Linked DNA regions of Homo sapiens: region 1 is linked to region 2. Evidence: chromatin contacts called from ENCODE Hi-C or POLR2A ChIA-PET data. All regions are on one chromosome and are shown on one strand. Each heading gives the region's core, a stretch centred on a gene start or an enhancer-like site at or near the end of the contact. The rest is flanking DNA. Distances are from core to core; before and after follow the strand shown. Region 1 overlaps ACOXL (acyl-CoA oxidase like). Region 2 overlaps ACOXL (acyl-CoA oxidase like).

What was found. Hi-C counts contacts between places; a loop is a spot of excess contacts on that map. ChIA-PET counts read pairs that join two places held with the same protein, here RNA polymerase II (POLR2A).
Region 1: a loop to region 2 is called in a map of gastrocnemius medialis, with 12 times the contacts of the local background. The contact joins two enhancer-like sites. A Hi-C loop is called at or near these places in 2 of 168 maps with a recorded cell type or tissue (gastrocnemius medialis and heart left ventricle). POLR2A ChIA-PET finds 5 or more read pairs at or near these places in 2 of 52 experiments (K562 and Panc1).

The regions. Positions count from the first base shown.
Region 1 is chr2:110,992,690-110,998,498 of GRCh38, forward strand. It overlaps ACOXL (acyl-CoA oxidase like), which reads left to right. Exons shown (of 18, transcript NM_001142807.4): 14 at 3,204-3,315. Among named protein-coding and RNA genes, the nearest start is that of ACOXL-AS1, 120 kb to the right of the region's middle. RefSeq lists an enhancer at 5,670-5,809. Within about 2 kb of position 1,367, at least 8 of the 41 ENCODE cell types and tissues checked have a DNase peak (open chromatin) inside an H3K27ac peak, as active enhancers do.
Region 2 is chr2:110,943,423-110,949,854 of GRCh38, forward strand. All of the region lies in intron 12 of ACOXL (acyl-CoA oxidase like), which reads left to right. Among named protein-coding and RNA genes, the nearest start is that of ACOXL-AS1, 170 kb to the right of the region's middle. Within about 2 kb of position 5,014, at least 3 of the 41 ENCODE cell types and tissues checked have a DNase peak (open chromatin) inside an H3K27ac peak, as active enhancers do.

The DNA of each region.
Region 1 (5,809 bases), core at 117-2,616, 46 kb after region 2:
GAAAGGGGGTTGTACCTGGCTCTGCAGATAGCCCCATTCAGCTCTGGCTTGTCCCTGCAAGGGTTGTCTCTCTTCCTCCTGCATGGTAGCCTGCCACTGGGGCCCCTCCCACTCTCATCAGCCTGTGGACCTTTAGGAGGTGGTGGTAGATGTCCAGGAAAGTCAAGATTTTGCCTTGCACCCAACGTGTTTTTCTACATTATGCTGTAAAATTTACAAATATTCAGCAAAGTTGAAATAATTTTACAGGAAGCATTTATGTACAAACCATGGAGATTCTATCAACCTATTACTGTACCTGCTATATCACTATCATATCTATGGATCTGTGTATGGAACTCACCCATCCATTCACCTTCTCTTTTTGATCCATTTCAAAATAAACTGTAGACATCAGCACATTTCTAAATAATTTAGCATGAGCGTCATTAACTACAGTTACATATTTAGTTATAGTTCTTCTTATGTTGAATTTACGTACAATAAAATGCACAAATCTTAAGTGTACATTCACTGAGTTTTGACACATGCATAAACCTATGTAACCAAACTCATATTAAGATACAGATCATCACTCCAGAAAGTTCTTTCATGCCCCTTCTTGGACAATCTCACTACGCAGATACAGCCACTCTTCTGATATTTTCCCACCACAGATTAGTTTTTCTATACTAGAACTTCACATAAACAGAACCAGGCAGTATGTACTCTTTTGTAGCTGCCTCGTGAAATTGGCATAATACTTTTTGACATTCACCCATGTTGTTGTGTGTATTAGTTTGTTTCTTTTCATTATTGTAGTATTTTACTTTATGGATATAGTAGAATCATTCTCTTATGGATGAATAGACACCTGGGATGTTTGCTGTTTCTCACTTCTGTGAGTAGAACCGCTATGAGCATTCTTGTATAACCTTTTTTGTGAGCATATGTTTTTATTTCTCTTAGGCAATTAGTAGGAGTGAAACTGCTAGATCATAGGGTATGTGTTCATTTATTTTTATCAGAAACTGTGACAACATTTTGCAAAGAGATTTCACCATTTTACACTCCCATCAGCAAGCATGAGAGTTCTGGTTTCTCCAGATCCTGGGCAACACTTGATGTCAGTGTACTTAATTGTAGTCATTCTGGTGGATGTATAATGCTACCTCACTATGGTTTCCGTTTGCATTTCCCTGATGTCTAATGATACTTATTTTAATTTAATTTAAACTTTATTTAAAAATAGAGTCATTTGGATCTTCTTGTAAAATACACAGTTACAAGGAGGTTGCCTTTAGCAATGTTTCTATTTTTAAAGAAAGTCTGCACACTCTACTGCACTGGGCAGGCTCCTAGACCTACATGACATGTGACTCACATGACTCAGCGAGTGGGTGAGATCCCCTTCCTGCAGCACGTGCAGTTCACAATCTCAGGTGGACAAACATGTTCTACAGTCTGAATTCCAGGGAAGCTAATTTCCAATATCAGCCCCTGGAATGACTAAAACATACTTTTCAATAATATATGAAAGCTTTTTACATCTTTCATTAAATAGACTGAGGCAGAAACCCAAACTTCTTAAAGCCCAGATTCAGAATAAACATTGACATCTTTTAAATGTCCCGGTAATTGGCATGTAAATACTTTCCTCTTCCCTGTCTAAATGGAGGGTGATTATTAATTCAGCACTTGGCATCTCAAAAGCACTGCGTCAATTGCTTCTTAACGTTTCTCTCGTGCCTTCTGATTGAGCAACAACAGCCACTTGGGTTTTTTTTTAGTTAATATGAATTTAAGTTATTTGAGTCTTGTAATAACTTACTTCCTCAGGAAGTGGGGAAAGGGGAGGGCAAGAGGTGGCTGTGCTATGGGAAACCCTAAGTGTGAATTAACCCTTCCCCTGGTTGTCTAGGTTATCTAAAGGTTCATGGTGGGTCCATAAAATTGGCATGAAATAGAGTTTCATGATGAAAAGCTCACGAGCTTTTAATTGTGAACTTGGTTGTTTTGAGTCTGTGCTTACCTCTCTTAACTCCTCTGTGCCTCAGTTTCCTCATTTGCCAAATGGGAAAGATGGGAATTGCTGCCTGCTGAAGAAAGCTACCATCTCTGTAGCACATCCTCCCCTGTGCTTGCACACAGCCCTATCACTTCCCTCCAGGGTGCCTCTTGCTTTAAATGCTGATGTTCCCCAACAAAACCTGAGCTTGACTGAGTTCTGCCTGTGTGACCTTGAGCAAGTTACCAAATCTTGCTAAGCCTCAGTTTCCTAAACTCTACATTGGATAATTATAGTATTCTAGAATTATCGAGAAAATTGAATAATTCACAGCAGATAATGAACACAATTCCTGATATATAATATATTTAATAAGTATTATTAATTGATAAATATTTTGTAATAGATATATTTGATTATTAATATCCAATTATAATAATTATAATAAATGCCCAGCAGTGGTTATTATAAACTCACTTGATAGAGCTGTATAGTGGTTGAGTTATTATTATAAACTCACTTGACAGAATTGTATAATGGGGGCCAGGCACAGTGGCTCATGCCTGTAATCCCAGCACTTTGGGAGGCTGAGGTGGGCAGATCACTTGAGGTCAGCAGTTCAAGACCAGCCTGGCCAATATGGTGAAACCCTGTCTCTACTAAAAATACAAAAATTAGCCAGGCACAGTGGCATGTGCCTGTAATCCCCACTACTCAGGAAGCTGAGGCATGAGAATCACTTGAACCCAGGAGGTGGAGGTTGCAGTGAGCCGAGATCGTGCCACTGCACTCCAGCCTGGGAAACAGAGTGAGACTCTGTCTCAAAAAAAAAAAAAAAAAAAGAATTGTATAATGATTGAGTTATACATGAATTGTATAATGGTTGATTATACTTGACAGAAATTACATTGCTGTTAACTAAGAAAGACTATGTAAAATATTGAACACTACTTATAATACAATAGTAAGTGGAACAATTAGGAAACCAAATCATCTCTATACCACAAGGACAACCACCTAGAATAAACTAGAGCTAAGATTACCGAAAAGAATTATGAATACAGTCAGTGAGAGATGGGATGGGGAGATTATGTCTATTGACACTATTTTTCTACAGAAAAAAATAGTTTTAAAAAACAAACCTACTCTATTTCTTTCAAATGAAATTCTTGGTGAGGCCAAAATAATAATGATGGTCACCGTGATTTTCTTTCAGTTTCCTGGCATTTAACATGGACACAGTTGATGATCTCGCCTTTCTGTTGAAAGCAGTGAAATTTCGTGAAAGGGTTCTTCAGCGGGGTTTGGTGGCCAGAATTTATTATAAGGTAAAGATACACTGTGTTATATTTTTCCTTTTGACATGTGTTTAAGGGATATCCTTGCTGGTGAACTATCTGTTAAGTTTAGTAGAGGATGAGTCAGCCTAATGACAAGCTCCTGGAAGCGGCTAGAGTTCCTACGGGCCATTTTGCATGATACCGTTGCTTGCTCTAGAGGCCAGGATGCTTCTGTTTAACCCCCTTTATGTCATCTTGTAGAATTCCACCTGCAGGCATCATGTGGCTGCCATGGGAGTTGATGAGTGGTGTAATTTTCAGCCCTTATCAAAGTTGAAAAATCATTGTTTTATGTGTATAAAGAGTACATCGTTCTCTAAGACAGGGAGGGGAACTGCCTCAGGCATATGTAAAAATTAACATTGGGTTAGTCTAAGATGCATTCTGTCTCCTATTAAAATACCTGTAAAGCTCTGCAAAAGCATAAAACCTTGTGTCAGCATTGATAGAAATCTAGAGGAAATTTCCACCAAGTACAGTGCCAGTGGGGTTAGTTTGAGGGATCACTGTCCACCCTAGCAATATCTGTTTCATCTTCTGATCCGGCACAGAATAGCCAATGGAACCCCAGGAGAAGGCTTTACTGCTCCTATTCTATGTCCAGGCCAGGGGCTCAGGGCTACCATAACAAGAGTCCAGGTTGCTTCTCTCCTTCTGCATGGGAATTAGGTTCCAAGCCAGCCAGAATTGGATTCCTGCAATTCTCCCCTTCCAGTTCACCCCTTTTTATATGAATTTCAAGGTCATGTCTCCTAGTACAACACAGCAGGGGTAGAAGGGAAGAGGATGGATGGTACATGGGAATGGGTATTCTCTTAGGAAATGCTTTGGAAACAGAAGTGCCCTGGAAGCAGAAAGCAGCCAAGATCCACCCTCGTGGAACAAAGCCACACTGGATGAGAACCTGCAGGAAGCCAGGCTAGGAATTGTGTAAATCAATTTTTCCCCCAGGCGTAGATCTGAGGTGAGGCTGTGCCAGACCCCACAAACGCATTCAGTTGGGTTTAAATCACTCCACATATCCTCCACATATCAAACATGGAGCCAGCCAAAATAAGAGATGGATATATCCAAAAGGAAAAATGCTACAGCTGCGGTGAAGAGCAGAATTAACAAGGGAGAAAATGCAATCTGTAAACTGTTTTCGAAGACTATAGAAGAAAAGGCTAAAGACAAAACGATAAGAGAAGAAAACAGAAGCAGAGTGAAATGATAGAAATCTAACCTATGGATAACAAATATTCCTGGAAGTGCTGGGACAAAAGGAGCAGAAATAATAATCACAGACATAGTAGAAAAAGAATTTCCTTCATTTCCATTATGCTAACGGAAAAAAAAGACTTATACTTAGACATAGATGAAAAATCTAGAATAAAGAGAACAGAATGTGAGCAACAAGACAGAAAATAATAGCTTACTCAAAAACAGAAAAAATTAGGCTAGCTGCTGTCATTCACTAGCTCCAAATGGAGTAATAAGTACTCCTCTAAAGAGGAAACTTCATGATCTAAGCATAATATTCCAAGCCAGATTTAATCCCTGAGTACAGCCAATGGAAAGATATTTTTAGATATCTAAGAATCAGAAGCAATTTCACTAATATAGCCTTCCTTAAAAAGTTATCTTAAAATTTACTCCATAGGACACAAAAAAGAATCAAAATGAATAACTCTAAAATAAGGAAGTCAAGATATAAAAAGATTGGCGGTCCCTGTGAAGCCAATACTATATGTTTTTAAAAAACAGTCACGAAATTGGCTGGGCGTGGTGGCTCATGCCTGCAATTCCAGCACTTCGGGAGGCCAGGGCAGGCGGATTGCTTGAGCTCAGGAGACCAGCCTGGGCAACATGGCAAAATCCCATCTCTACAAAAAATACAAAGAAATTAGCCAGGTGTGGCAGCACATTCCTGTAGTACCAGCTACTGAGGAGGCTGAGGCAGGACAATCTCTTGAGCCTGGGAGTCAGTGGTTGCAGTGAGCCAAGATCACACCACTGCACTCCAGCCTGGGCAACAGAGAGAGACCCTGTCTCAAAAAATAATACGGAAGCTAAAAATATTTTTTTTTTGGAAAAAAACATGATTTTTTAAAAAACTTGATAAACTGGTTCTGTAATAGTCTATACGAATTTTTAAGGTAAGATGAAAGACAAAGTAAAAACATACTGAATTTCTTACATTAATTACAGGGTAAGCAAAAGACCTTGTTTTGTTCTGACTTTAGTAATTAGAGAAACATAGGTTAAAATATATGTTTTATTAAATTGAAAGCTAACATAACTACTGAACACAGAATGCTTGTTTTCCAAATCACTGCAGCAGACAAAGCAGTGAAGATAAACAAGTGGTCAGAAGTTTGTGTAATCAGAGCAAAGCAAAGAACAAATCAGAAAGCATGTTCTCAGAAGACTCAAAGACACTCCAGTGCGGCTCCTTTAAGTGAACCCACAGCAAGGCCAGGAGAGCTGTTTAAAAAGTTCC
Region 2 (6,432 bases), core at 3,764-6,263:
TTTGAAGTCTGATTTATCTGACCCTAGAGCCCACGGTGATATGGTGAAGCTACAACCAGAGGAGAGGGGGAAATCACCCCTGGAGCACCTGGGGAAGCTTCCCCAAGCAGGGTAAGTTCAGCTTTGCAGTACAGAATGAGCAGAAGTCACTGGGTGAATGAGACCCCCTTACTCTCTGCATTTGCACACAGGTCCTATTTCAGCTTTACACACCTCTTAGTGTTAGGAAATCCTTACCTCCCAAAGATGAGGTACTAAACTCCATAGGGCTTAGTGCTTCTGATACCCCAAACCTGACCTTCCTACGGATTCTCTGTGCTAATGAAAAGGCAGCTTATTGCCGTAGCAGACACAGCATATTTAGGGCCCCAGACCCAGGTATGTCCTGGCCTGGGGCTGCAGGGTCTTTTTGCATTTTATTTGTTTTTTTTAATAGTCAAAAGCACATCCTGTATGTGTAGATACCTTTATTAGTGCTTACGTGGAGTAACTTAGCTAATTCTCAAATTGAGTGAATACTATTATTAGTCTTACTTTACACAAGAAGGAAACTGAGGCCAGAAAGATTAAATAATTTGCCAAAGTTTAAGTGAGTTTAAGTGCTAAAAAATGGCAGAGCCATACTTTTATTTTTTTATTTTTATTTTTATTTTTTGAGACAGTCTTGCTCTGTTGCCTAGGCTGGAGTGCAGTGGCATGATCTTGGCTTACTGCAACCTCCACTTCCCAGGCTCAAGCGATTCTCCGGCCTCAGCCTCAGCCTCCCAAGTAGCTGGCACGTACCACCACACCCAGCTAATTTTTGTATTTATAGTAGAGACGGGTTTCACTATATTGGCAAGGGTGGTCTTGAATTCCTGACCACAAGTCATCCACCTGCTTCAGCCTCCCAAAGTGCTGGGAGCCACCGTGCCAGGCCTCATGCTTTTTTTTTTTAAACTTTTATTCTAGGTTCAGGGTTACATTTGCAGGTTTGTCATATAGGTTATTTGTGTGTTATGGGGGTTTGGTTTACAGCTAATTTCATCACCCAGCTAATAGCATAGTCCTCAATAGGTAGTTTTTTTATCCTCACCTCCTCCCATCCTCAAGTAGGCCCCAGTGTCTGTTGTTCCCTTCTTTGTGTCTGTGCGTACTCAATGTTTAGCTCCCACTTATGAGTGAGAATGTGGTATTTGGTTTTCTGTTTCTGTGTTGGTTCGCTTAGGATAATGGCCTCCAGCTCCATCCTTGTTGCTGCAAAGGACACAATCTCATTCCTTTTTATGGCAGTGTAGAATTCCATGGTGTATATGTACCACATTTTCTTTATCCAGTCTATTATTGATGGGCATTTAGGTTGATTTTATGTCTTTGCTATTGTAAATAGTGCTGCCATGAACATACGCGTGCATGTGTCTTTATGGTAGAATGATTTATATTTATTTGGACATATAACCAATAATGAGATTTCTAGGTTGAATGGTAATTCTGTTTTAAGTTCGTTGATAAATTACCAAACTGCTTTTCACAGTGGCTGAACCAATTTACATTCCCACCAGCAGTGTATAAGTGTTCCCTTTTCTCTGCAACCTTGCCAGCATCTGTTATTTTTTTGACTTTTTAACAATAGCCATTCTGACTGGTGTAAGATGGTATCTCATTGTGATTTTAATTTGCATTTCTCTAATGATTAGTGATGTTGAGCATTTTTTCATATGCTTGCTAGCTGCATGTATGTCTTCTTTGAAAAGTGTCTGTTCATGTCCTTTGCCCACTTTTTAACAGAATTGTTTGGTTTTTACTTGTTAATTGTTTAAGTTCCTTCTGGATGTTAGACCTTTGTTGAATGCATAGTTGGCAAATATTTTCTCCCATTCTGTAGGTTGTCTGTTTACTCTGTTGATAGTTTCTTTTGCTGTGCAAATGCTCTTTCATGTAATTAGGTCTCATTTGTCAACTTTTTTTTTTTTTTTTTTACAATTGCTTTGGCATCTTTGTCATGAAATCTGTGCCAAGGCCTATGTCCAGAATGGCATTTCCTAGGTTATCTTCCAGGGTTTTTATAGTTTTAGGTTTTATATTTAATCTTTAATCCATCTTGAGTTGATTTTTGTATATGCTGTAAGGAACGGGTCCAGTTCCAATCTTCTGCATATGGCTAGCCAGTTATTTCAGCAGCATTTATCGAATAGACAGTCTTTTCCTCATTGCTTGTTTTTGTCATCTTTGTCGAAGATCAGGTGATCAGAGGTGTGTGGCCTTCTTTCTGGGCTCTCTATTCTGTTCCATTGGTCTATATGTCTGTTTTTGTACCAGTACCATGCTGCTTTGGTTACTGTAGCCTTGTAGTATCATTTGAAGTTAAATAATGTGATGCCTTCAGCTTTGTTCATTTTGCTTAGGATTGCCTTAGCTATTCAGGCTCTCTTTGGTTCCGTATGAATTTTAAACTAGTTTTTTTTTTTCTAATTCTGTGAAGAATGTCATTGGTAGTTTCATAGGAATAGCGTTGAATCTGTAAATTGCTTTGGGTAATATGGCCATTTTAACACTATCAATTCTTTCAATCCATTAGCATGGAATGTTTTTCCAATTGTTTGTGTCATCTCTGATTTCTTTGAGCAGCGTTTTGTAATTCTTATTGTAGAGATCTTTCACCTTCCTGGTTAGCTGTATTCCTTTTTGTGGCATCACGTTTTGTGGCATAACATGTGAACGTTAGCTTTATTCTTTTTGTGGCAATTGTGAATAGCACTGCCTTTCTGATTTGGCTCTCAGTTTGAACGTTGCTGGTGTATAGATGCTACTGATTTTTGTACATCAATTTTCTATCCTGAAACTTTGCTGAAGTTGTTTATCAGCTCTAAGAGCTTTTGGGTAGATCCTACGAGGTTTTATATATCTAGAATTATGTTATCTGCAAACAGAGATAATTTGACTTCTGCCCTTTCTATTTGGATGCCTTTTATTTCTTTCTCTTGCCTGATTGCTGTGGCTAGGATTTCCAGTACTATGCTGAATATAAGTGGTGAGAGTGGCATCCTTGTCTTGTTCTGGTTCTCAGGGGGAATGGTTTCAGCTTTTGCCCACTCAGTATGAAGTTGAGAGCCATATCTTAAACCCAGAGACTATGTCCAAACTCATGCTCCAAACCATTTTGCCATATGAAAATTGAGTTGTGTTGGCTTCTGCCCTCTCTGCTTCAGAAAATAGTAGAGTCCTCCTTAATGGGATGAGCACAGTTTGGCTCTAACTTGTAATTTTCCAACTATCTGAATTTGGGTAAGTCCTCACTTCCCAAGCCTCAGTTTCCAGGTGTCCATAGACATGCTTTGCTGAGCTGCCCCGTGGTTAGTGTTAGCTGGAGGGGACCTTCTCATGGCGGTGGAAGTCAGCCACCAGGACCAGACCCTTCTTTTCCTATTAGTCTTTCTGAGATTTCCTGCTGTTTCCCCCTGTTGTCCAGCTGAGAGAAGTGAGGTGGGATTTGGTTAAATTACTCACCCCAGTCCCCTTTGGTGAGTCAAGGAGAGGCTGGAACTGGAGTTGGCAGAACTCTGCTCTTGGCGTGCAGCTGTGACATTCCCAGTGGCCAGTGCTTCATGCTTACACATGTTCTGCATTTCAGCCTCTAATCGCAGTATGTAAGGGGAGAATCAAACTGACCTCCTTTGAACGTGTTGAAAACCCTTCACCTGCCCTTGTGGGAACACTGCCTGAGAGCCGAACTCTGCTGGCTCTGATTAGTCATGTGACGCAGGCCTGGCAGTTTCGCTTCGTTTCCCACTTTCTTGCTTTAAGGATTGGGTGGGGTCAACCAAGTTCTTCAGACTGTTGATATTTAGTTCTGCTTTCACATTGCCTCTTTTCTCCATATTCAAGCAAACCTAGATTGAATTTCTAAAATCCTGAGAGAATAATAGGGGAAACAGCCCTGGATCTTGCATTTCTGCCTTACAGTGGAGAGGGGGCATTCTAAGAGATGGGACAGGTCCCTTGTCATGGAAGGGGAGCTGCTGGCTTTGGTGTGGTTGGAATCTCATGGTCAGGGCTCTGTGATCTTGGACTTTACCACTGGGAGCCTCAGTTTCCTTCTCTCTTAAGGCCCAGAACATGGTAGATATTCAATAAAACTTGATTCTCTTTCCTTTCCCTTTTGCTGGTTGTAGTAACAGATCACACTGAAAGATCCGAACTCTTTCCCCTTCCCTTCTCCCCCTCTGCCTCCAGGACCCATTAGACATGGGAGCTGCCTGGTTGGGGTTCCTTGGGTGTGGCTTGGGACCATGGAAGAAAGCCATCTTCTCGGCCACTGCTGACACCAAAGCATGGGGGTCTACAGGTCTGGGACCAGAACACACCACAGGGTCTCCACTGCCCCTCCACTTGGGAGAGCTGGAACTCAAGCCCAGCTGCTGGCCTTGGCCCTGCACAACCACATTCTTTACAAGGACCTCCTGCAGTGTCTCCTGGCCCTTGTGTTACCTGAGCCCGGATGCCCATGGCCAGGGCCGGTGCCCTCCATCTTGGCTCCTTTGAAACCAACACTAGAAGGTGCCACTCTCGTGTCACCGTGCCCTCAGGGCCAGTCTCCACAGCAGGACTTTGTCTTCCCACATCAGTGGAGACCCTTCTCATCTCTGCCCCCAGCTGCCCTGTTTCTCCTCAGTGCGTTCCAGAATTTCACAAAGAAGAACAGAAACAGCCAAAGCAGGGTGAAAAAAATATCTACAAAATTGGAGCGCAGTGAAGTCTCGAAAAAGCTCTGCAACCTAGCACAATGATAAGGTTATCAGCAAACATGCACTGATCCCTCCTTTCACGTTAGACGCAGAGCTGCTCTTTGCTGCTTGGAGATGTAATCCATCCGGGCAGCGACTGAGCGATTATATTTAATGATTGCATAGGGAACGCTGAAGCAATTCCAAGTGTTTGTAAATTTTTTCAGAAAGTGATGTGAGGCAGAGCCCTCTGCTTATTCAGTAGACTTTGTCCCAGGACTAACTCCTCAGGGACATTCAACACCACCTCATTTATCTGGCATCAGCCAACCCTTGGAACAGAGCCAAGGCCTGAAATAAACAAAACAGATCTCTGGGAATCACAAAGAGATGTTGCAAAGCCCACGTACTGGAGCTCAAGCCCTTACTCCACTCCTGAAGGAGCCTGTGGCCTCTGTTCCTGCTTGTTCCATGTGGCTTCTGGTTTCTGTGGGCTGTAGAGGAAGGGCAGAGGGATTGTGAATGTAGACAGCTAAGACCACTCAGGAGCCAGGGACCAAGGAAGATCCAGAAGAACTAAAAAAAAAAAAAAAAAAAAAAAAATAGACTGAAAAATCCAAAAGCACAGTGGGCTCCTGCTCAGCCCTAGGCGGGACTCGAAGCTCGTCTGGAACAGTCCTCCAGGCAAAGTGGGCACCAGGCAAGCAGCAGACTGGTGCGAGCAGAGACAGTCATTCGGGGGTCTCCCCTCCAACCTGGATGCTGCAGAGTTACTATTCATTGGAATAACATAGATGGTGTTTGTTTAAATACCTCACAGCAACCCCCGAGACACGTACATTTCACTACAGACCAGTAGGTCAGCTTGACTTAGATCTGATGTGGCAGAGGCCCTTTTGCTCCCTATACAATTTCTTAAGAAGCAGAACCATGAAAAATTCTGGCTGGTGCTTGGGTCATGAATAGCTGAGTCCAGCTGGCTGGGATTGCATTTGTGGGCAGGACAGGGTCGAGCTGAGCTTCACCATAATGCCAAGTGACTTGTGGGTAGGGTGGAAGAAGTTCAGGCATGGTCCATACTCAGAGGGTCCAAGGCTGGATCTGGCAAACCTCCCAAGAAGGATCTGTCTGGGGTCCAAGTGTCAGTAAGGCCCCCTAGTAGAAGGGCCTTCTCAGTGGTTACTGTGACAACTTTATCAGCCAGACTCTTTGCTCAAGAGTCTCATTTTTCCCGGGCATCAACTGGTTTCTGACCAACTCCCTTTCTATTTTATTGGTCAGAGATCTCTTTCTCTGGAAGGGTTGAGAGCCATCAAGAAAAAACCCCAAAGTTCTGGGGCTCTGGATTAAAGCCTAGGCTTCCCCTTTCCTCTGCTGTTACTTTCTGAGAATTCTGCTGACCCTAACCTATTTGGCTATAGGGATTTACAAAGACAGACGATAAAAATCACCTTGTGATTATAAATGATTCAACTTTGAAAGAACCTTGCTCCAAGATTAGAGGAATCAGCTCTTATTTTTTTTTAAAAAAATCATTTTTGACTCCCTGACATTCTCTTGAGTCCCTGCTATGAAGAAGCACTAGGGACATGTATAGATGCTGCCACCTTTAATCCTCCAATAGTCCTGTGAGTAGGAGTTATTATCCTTATAGTTTTCCCATGGAAGGACGAACAAGGCCAGAAGTGAGATGTTATTTCTCCAAATCTACTGAAAGACAGAGGCAAAG